Linked DNA regions of Homo sapiens: regions 1 and 2 are each linked to region 3. A link is an interaction called in ENCODE POLR2A ChIA-PET data of the cell type or tissue named here. Cell type or tissue: GM12878. All regions are shown on one strand.

The links. ChIA-PET counts read pairs that join two places held together with the same protein. Peaks named below come from ENCODE experiments on the same cell type or tissue, not always from the same donor. Only the 100,000 strongest peaks of a DNase experiment are listed, where the experiment ranks them.
Region 1: POLR2A ChIA-PET joins it to region 3 with 12 read pairs; 2 of 35 experiments call an interaction of 5 or more read pairs at or near these places.
Region 2: POLR2A ChIA-PET joins it to region 3 with 10 read pairs; 4 of 35 experiments call an interaction of 5 or more read pairs at or near these places.

Annotation. Positions count from the first base shown.
Region 1 is chr17:63,913,613-63,916,112 of GRCh38, reverse strand. The region is part of intron 1 of LOC112268204 (a long non-coding RNA gene); the gene reads right to left. Among named protein-coding and RNA genes, the nearest start is that of CSHL1, 3.6 kb to the right of the region's middle. In GM12878, no CTCF peak of the experiment used is centred here; no DNase peak of the experiment used is centred here.
Region 2 is chr17:64,487,978-64,490,477 of GRCh38, reverse strand. The region is part of intron 4 of POLG2 (DNA polymerase gamma 2, accessory subunit); the gene reads left to right. It also overlaps a transcript of MILR1 not described here. Among named protein-coding and RNA genes, the nearest start is that of POLG2, 7.8 kb to the left of the region's middle. RefSeq lists a silencer at 322-496. In GM12878, no CTCF peak of the experiment used is centred here; no DNase peak of the experiment used is centred here.
Region 3 is chr17:64,395,396-64,397,895 of GRCh38, reverse strand. No RefSeq gene overlaps it. Among named protein-coding and RNA genes, the nearest start is that of PECAM1, 5.8 kb to the right of the region's middle. In GM12878, no CTCF peak of the experiment used is centred here; a DNase peak (open chromatin) is centred at 1,525.

The DNA.
Region 1 (2,500 bases), 480 kb after region 3:
GTACTTCTTGGTTGTTCAGAGATCATCAACCAGTGCAAACAATCCCCCCATCAATACACAGCAGTGCCTGCCCCTCTCCCCCCGAGGTCTTCCGAGGCCCTTCCTCCGTGCCTGAACCCCCTGGACATATCATATGGCAAACTGAAGTGTCCAACGAGATATAGGAAGTGAAACACGATGTACACTGAAACGTGCAATACAAATATGCAGCATGAAGTGCCTCGGTTCACTAACCCGAGCTACGCTGGGTGCTTCTTTTCTACCACTTTCCTTAATGCCTATGGACACCTCATTCTGTGGCTGAAGTTCCTTGTGTTCAATTCCCCCCATCTTCATTGAACATCCTGTGTAGGGACCTCACCCCTGTCCTGCTAGCTTTGCACTGAGGCAAGTTCTGTCCATGCCTAGTAGTGCCACCACCTTTACTAGATGAGACTTCTAAAGAGCTTGGCATGGAAGGAAAGCCCGGGGGCCTTGGAAGCCATCACTTAGAAACTGGGAGAGCTCCAGGCAAGCCACCTCATCTCTTTGAGCCTCAGTATCCTCACTCACATCCCTATGGTCAGTAGAGTGCCAAGCACATGGTGGACACGCAGAAGTATTGATCATCTTCCTCACCTCCCCTAGGAGAGCCCTTGGGAATCCCCATATAATATTCTCTGAAGACCTCAATCCAATGAGCCAAGTAATTGACTCGGTAGCAAACTCATGGAAAGGACATTAGAAGCCAAAAGGAGGTAGAGTATGTCCCAGTACAATAACCAGCCTCTGATCTCAAGGAAGAAAGAACAGAGCTGCAGGTGAGAAGTGTGCGCCTCAAATCACCAAAGTGAGAGTGGAAGGAGCACCCACCAGTCCCTTGGAGGCGATCCCTAAGACCGGTGAGAATGGCTTCGAAAAATGTGATCGTCCTCAACCCCACAGTCTTGAACCTAACAGGAGATCTTGAAGCCTGAAAGACACCACTTTAGGATCAACAGCAGATCTGTGACTTTCCACAGCAGGCACACAGAACCCTAGAGTTAGTCGAGGTTGGACATAGGAAGGGCTTCCAAACACACAGAGAAATTCATGGATCCTAAATTATAAAGGCAGGTTCTTTAAAAGAACCAAGATGATTGTGAGATTACGTAGAGTTTTTTTTTGTTTTTCTTGATACAGAGTCTCGCTCTGTTGCCCAGGCAGGAGTGCAGTGGCATGATCTCAGCTCGCTACAACCTCCACCTCCCGGGTTCAAGCAATTCCCTGCCACAGCCACCTGAGTAGCTGGGATTACAGGCACCTACCACCATGCGCAGCTAATTTTTCTATTTCTAGTAGAGACGGGATTTCACCATCTTGACCAGGTTGGTCTTGAACTCCTGACCTCATGATCCACCCACCCTGGCCTCCCAAAGTGGTGGGATTACAGGCATGAGCCACTGCGCCCGGCCTATTCTGAGCCTTTTGAAGCTGACGCCAGAGGCGCGAAGCCCAGCCTCTCCCCACTGGCCATGTGGAGGCTCTCCCTGAGTAGTCTCTCAGCCTGCAGGAGCCAAGGATCTGGACCCAAGTGATGCCCCAACAGTGGGCAACTTCCCAGTACTGTTAGGAGAATCCCAAGTCTAATGCAAAGTTGATTTTTTACCAGCAATGAATGATAGACATGGTCTCCATTGCTCAAGGCTCTGGGAAGATCTAGACTAGAGAAAACGATCATCGACTTCTACCCACACCTGAGGGCCTCAGTTCTTCCCTCTGGTCCATGGCTGCCATGGTAACCCCTTATAAAGGTGTTTCCCCAGGGGTCCCTAGAGTCCTCTGAGTCACCATAATTCTGGGGTCAACAGAAGTGGAGAGGTGAGAGGAGACACTCCCCTGCCCTGGCTGGTCCCACGTGTTCCTGGCAGTAACCTGTCTGGGGAGCCTCGCCACCCCTGTGCCCACCTGCGGAGTTATGCAGTGGTCCCCAACTAGGGCCCCTGCCACCCTCATTCCTAAAGGAGGCTGGAGACTTCTTCCATGGCCGAAAATCCACATCTAAGTCCCCAGCACTGGCTAAAAGGCCCTGTCATGGGGGCTCCCTGTCCCAGCTGACATTGGAGGAAGGATGGTGGGGGAGGCAGGGACCTTCTTCTACTTGGAGCTCAGGGACCCTCTTCCATTCGCACCTGGCTCCTCCTCTTTGCTGGTGCTGGAAGGAGCAGGGGAAAGTGGTGACTCCACCCTCCCTTGGCCCCATATTTTTCGGAGCTGGTATCATCGATGACACCCCTCTTGGATCCTCACACAGGCCTGCCTGGAGAACAGCTCACAGCACAGTGCCCTCCCAGCAGGTGATGAGTCTGGGGTGCTGGTCCGGTAATGCTTCAGGAGTGACGGCAGAAAAAGGAGCTCTGTCTTCCCCTCTGAAAGTAGGGAGATGGCAGGGCCCCAGCATTCACATCCTAGGCCACAGGGGTGTGGGTGTTCAATGTTGGTTGCCAACACCACAGCCAATCACTTCTAGAAGCATTTGCTT
Region 2 (2,500 bases), 93 kb before region 3:
ACCTTGACATTTTTGAAGAGTACAGTCTAGTTAATCTGTAGAATATGCCTTGGCTGGGATCTGTCTGCTGTTTCCACGTGATTTATGTATTTTTGTCGGGAGTACTACAGAAGTGGTAGTACTGAGAAGCTCTCTTCTCAGTGTGTCATATGAGGAGTGTTACTGGTGATGTTAACTTTTATCATTTAGTTAAGATGGTTTCTACTAGATTTCTCCAGTGTAAAGCTAATAAATAGTTTGTATTTATTAATTAACGGCCAGGCGCAGTGGCTCACGCCTGTAATCCCAGCACTTTGTGAGGCCGAAGTGGGAGGATCATGAGGTCAAGAGATTGAGACCATCCTGGCCAATGTGGTGAAACCCCATCTCTACTAAAAATACAAAAATTAGCTGGATGTGGTGGCTTGCCCTTATAGTCTCAGCTACTTGGGAGGCTGAGGCAGGAGAATCGCTTGAACCCGGGAGGTGGAGGTTGCGATGAGCCAAGATCGTGCCACTGCACTGCAGCCTGGCGACAGAACGAGACTCTGTCTCAAAAAAAAAAAACAAAAAAATTAACTAGTAATTAATAAGTGTTGTGGGCAGATACTTTAAGATGATGCAGACAATTTCTTTGTCACCAAATTTTGCCTTACTGGTTGCAGCATCCATTGATGATTCTTGCCCAGATCAGTTACTAATGTGAGGTTTGCCAAATGGTGATTTTTTTTTTTCTTTATTTGAGACAGGATCTCACTCTATCACTCAGGCTGAAACACAGTGGTATGGTGATAGCTCACTGCAACCTCAAACTCTTGAGCTCAAGCAATCCTGCCTCAGCCTCCCAAGTAGCTAGGACTACAAGCATGTATCACCATGCCCGACTGATGGTTTAATATTTGTAGAGACGGGGTCTAGCTTTGTTGCCCGGGCTGGTCTCGAACTCCTGGGATGAAACAATCCCCCTGCCTCAGCCTCCCAAAATGCTTGGATTATAAGAATGAGTCACCATGTTTGGCCATGTCACCAAATTTTGCCTTACTGGTTGCAGCATCCCTTGATGATTCTTGCTCAAATCAGTTACTACGATGAGGTTTGCCAATGGTGTTTTTTTCCCCTTCCCTTTTTTTTTTTTTTAAAAAAAAACAAATTCCATCATTCCTTCTAGATTTACTGGTCAGCAATATACTGTAGAGCTTTTCCTTCTCCTCCATTTTTTTTTTAAATTGGTATTTCACAGATTACTTTCTCAGGGGGTTACAGTGTGTTACTGTCATTATTTATTTTGATGGTCAAATTGTCCTAGACTTGGCCAGTGTCCTTTTGACATATTTCCATCATTGTCTTGACGAGCACTTCCTTACCTTTTGTAGCAATATATTGTTCCAGGATCATCAGTGAGCCAAGACTGTGCTGCTGCACTCCAGCCTGTGCAACAGGATGAGACCATGTCTCAAAAAAAAAAAAAAAGAAAAAGAAAAAATATATAGCAAAAACATAGGAGTTTATATATAATGAGTAGAAAGTAGATTAATTTTTATTTTTTTATTTTTTGAGACAGCATCTCACTCTGTTGCCCAGGCTGGAGTGCAGTGTCGCGATTCCCAGGTTCAAGCAGTTCTTCTGCCTCAGCCTCCTGAGTAGCTAGGACTATAGGTGTGCGCCACCACGCCCGGTTAATTTTTGTATTTTTAGTAGAGACAGGGTTTCACCATATTGACCAGGCTGGAATTTTTAAATATGAATAACTAATGAAAAACTAGAAGGCTTATTAACTGGTGAACATTTTCCTTTAACTCCACCACCATCACACTTCATTTTGGGGTACTCAGCTCTCAAATGAAACTTATTGGTTATTATCATAGTTAACGAACAGCTCAACCTTGTGACTAGGGATTTAAAGATGATTTTTGTATTGTGGCTATTAGTGTCTTATTTTGTTCTTTTTTTTCTTTTGTATGAAGAATGGGGTCTCGCTATGTTGCCCAGTCTGGTCTTGAATTCCTGGGCTCAAGCTGTTCTCCTGCCTCTGCCTTTCTGAGTGCTAAGATTACAGGTGTGAACTACCATGCCCAGATTATTTTGTTCTTTTATTGGTATCATTTTCACTAATGAAGAGTTTTCCTATTGCAGAAATTTTTCTCTTCCATGACATTGTTCCTTTTCTGTTTCCAGAGTTCACAAAATTATTTATCATTAGTTGAACATGTTATAAAATATTAAGTAGAATTTCTGTCATTTAGTATGCTTTCTTGAAATGTTTCTGAGGCCATTTCTTTCTTTTTTTAAAATTATTTAATAGAGATGGGGTCTCGCTGTGTTGCTCAGGCTGGTCTTGAACTCCTGGGCTCAAGCAATCCTCCTGCCTTAGCCTCCCAAAGTGCTGGGATTATAGGCGTAAACCACTGCACCCAGCCTCTTAGGCCATTTTGTATCTGTTTTTAGTTGATTTTATGGTTAATGTCCAAATATATTTTTTAGAGAACAGTGAAGCAGACCAATAAAGGCTGAAGAACAGTTA
Region 3 (2,500 bases):
AAATTAGCTGTGCGTGGTGGTGCACACCTGTAGTCCCAGCTACTTGGGAGGCTGAGGTGGGAGGATTGCTTGAGCTCAGGAGTTTGAGGCTGCCGTGAGCCATGATTGTGCCACTGCACTCCAGCCTAGGAGACAGAGTGAGACCCTGTCTCAAAAAAAAGATGTTGGCTGGGTGCGGTGGTTCATGCCTGTAATCTCAGCAGTTTGGGAGGTTGAGGTGGGCGGATTGCTTATGGTCAGGAGTTTGAGACCAGCCTGGCCAACATGGTGACATCCCATCTCTACTAAAAATACAAAAATTAGCTGGGCATGGTGGTGCACACCTGTGATCCCAGCTACTCGGGAGGCTGAGGCAGGAGAGTTGCTTGAACCCAGGAGGCAGAGGTTGCAGCAAGCCAAGATTGCGGCACTGCACTCCAGCCTGGGCCACAGAGCAAGACCCTGTCTCAAAAAAAAAAAAAAAAAAAAAAAAGGCCAGGCGCGGTGGCTCACGCCTGTAATCCCAGCACTTTGGGAGGCCGAGGCGGGCGGATCACGAGGTCAGGAGATCGAGACCATCCTGGCTAACACGGTGAAACCCTGTCTCTACTAAAAATACAAAAAATTAGCCAGGCGTGGTGGCAGGTGCCTGTAATCCCAGCTACTCCAGAGGCTGAGGCAGAGAATTGCTTGAACCTGGGAGGTGGAGGTTGCAGTGAGCCGAGATTGTGCCACTGTGCTCCAGCCTGGGCAACAGAGAGAGACTCTGTCTCAAAAAAAAAAAAAAAAGAAAAAGAAAAAAGACACACCAAAGATAATGATAATAATAATAAAAGGTACATACTGTATGAATCTTTACAAAATTCCAGAACATGGAAACTAATCAGAAAGCAGATCAATCTTTGCAGTGGGGAGGGTGCAGAGGGCAAGGGAGACGAGGGGCATAGGAACCTTTTGGGGGTGGTGGATGTGTCTGCTTCCTTGATTGTGGAGGTTGTTTCATCAGTATACACATGTCAACACTTTTCTGAGTGTATACTTTAAACACAGCTTATTTTATGTCAATTATATAATACTTCATAAAGCTGAACAGAAATTCAATTTCTTAATTAAAATTTTAAAGGTAATACTGCCGGGCACGGTGGCTCCCGCCTGTAATCCCAGCAGTTTGGGAGACCAAGGTGGGTGGGTGGATCACCCGAGGTCAGGAGTTCAAGACCAGTCTGGCCAACACGGTGAAACCCCATCTCTACTAAAAATACGAAAATTAGCTGGGCATGGTGGCACATGCCTGTAGTCCCAGCTACTCAGGAGGCTGAGGCAGGAGAATCACTTGAACCCTGGAGGTGGAGGTTGCAGTGAGCTGAGATAGTGCCACTGCACAACAGCCTGGGCAACAGCGCAAGACTCCATCTCAAAAAAAAAAGAAAAAAGTGAAAGGGTAATACAGTCACATGATTTAAATAACAAAAGTACAGAAAGCTTTACAAAGAAAAGTCCCCAACTGCTCAGTTTCTGCCACCCACCCCTCTGCCACAGATAATAAGAATCCTTTGCATCCTTACTGACTTTCTACAAGTTAATGTTTACCCTCCCCTACTGATTGTAAAGTATTCTAGTCTACTGTAAATAGCAAGTCAAACAAACGTTAATAACCTTAGAGTGTGAGGTAAACCCTGGACAGGCATGCAGTACTCATTTTTGCCTATTTCCAATTTCAGATACTTTTTCTTACATTATGGAAACTATCTGTTCATATTCTTTGCCCATTTTTCTATTGGATTGTTGGTCTTTTCTTTTTCTTCTTCTCTTTTATTTTCTTTCTTTTAATCAGGCAGCCTCCCAAGCCAGAGTAGCTTAGACAGACTCCCGAACTTTTTCTTCTTAATTTATGAGTGTTCTTCACACACTAGGGAAGTTAGCTCTTTGTCCGTGATGTGAGTTGCAAACATTTTTTCCAGTTAGTAGTTTTTCTCTTGACTAATTTTTTTTTTTTTTTTTTTGGCAAAACAGAACTTTTTTTTCATAAAGTACAATTTATCAATCAATTTTATGGCTTCTGGATTTTAAGTTTTAGTTAAACCAGCCTCTGCCATTCAAGGTTGTAAGGACTTCTTTTCTTCTTTTGTATTTTCTTCTAGAACTTTTTTTTTTTTTTTTTTTTGCGAGACAGAGTCTTGCTCTGTTGCCCAGGCTGAAGTGCAGTGGCATGATCTTGGCTCATTGCAACCTCTGCCTCCCAGGTTCAAGTGATTCTCCTGCCTCAGCTTCCCAAGTAGCTGGGACTACAGGCATGTGCCACCACGCCTAGCTAATTTTTGTATTTTTTAGTAGAGACAGGGTTTCACTATATGTGGGCCAGGCTGGCCTTGAACCCCTGACCTCAGATGATCTGCCCACCTCGGCCTCCCAAAGTGCTGGGATTACAAGCATGAGCCACTGTGCCTGGCCCCTTCTAGGACTCTTATGGGTTTATTTGTACATTCATATCACTGGTCCATTTGGAATGTATTCTGGTACA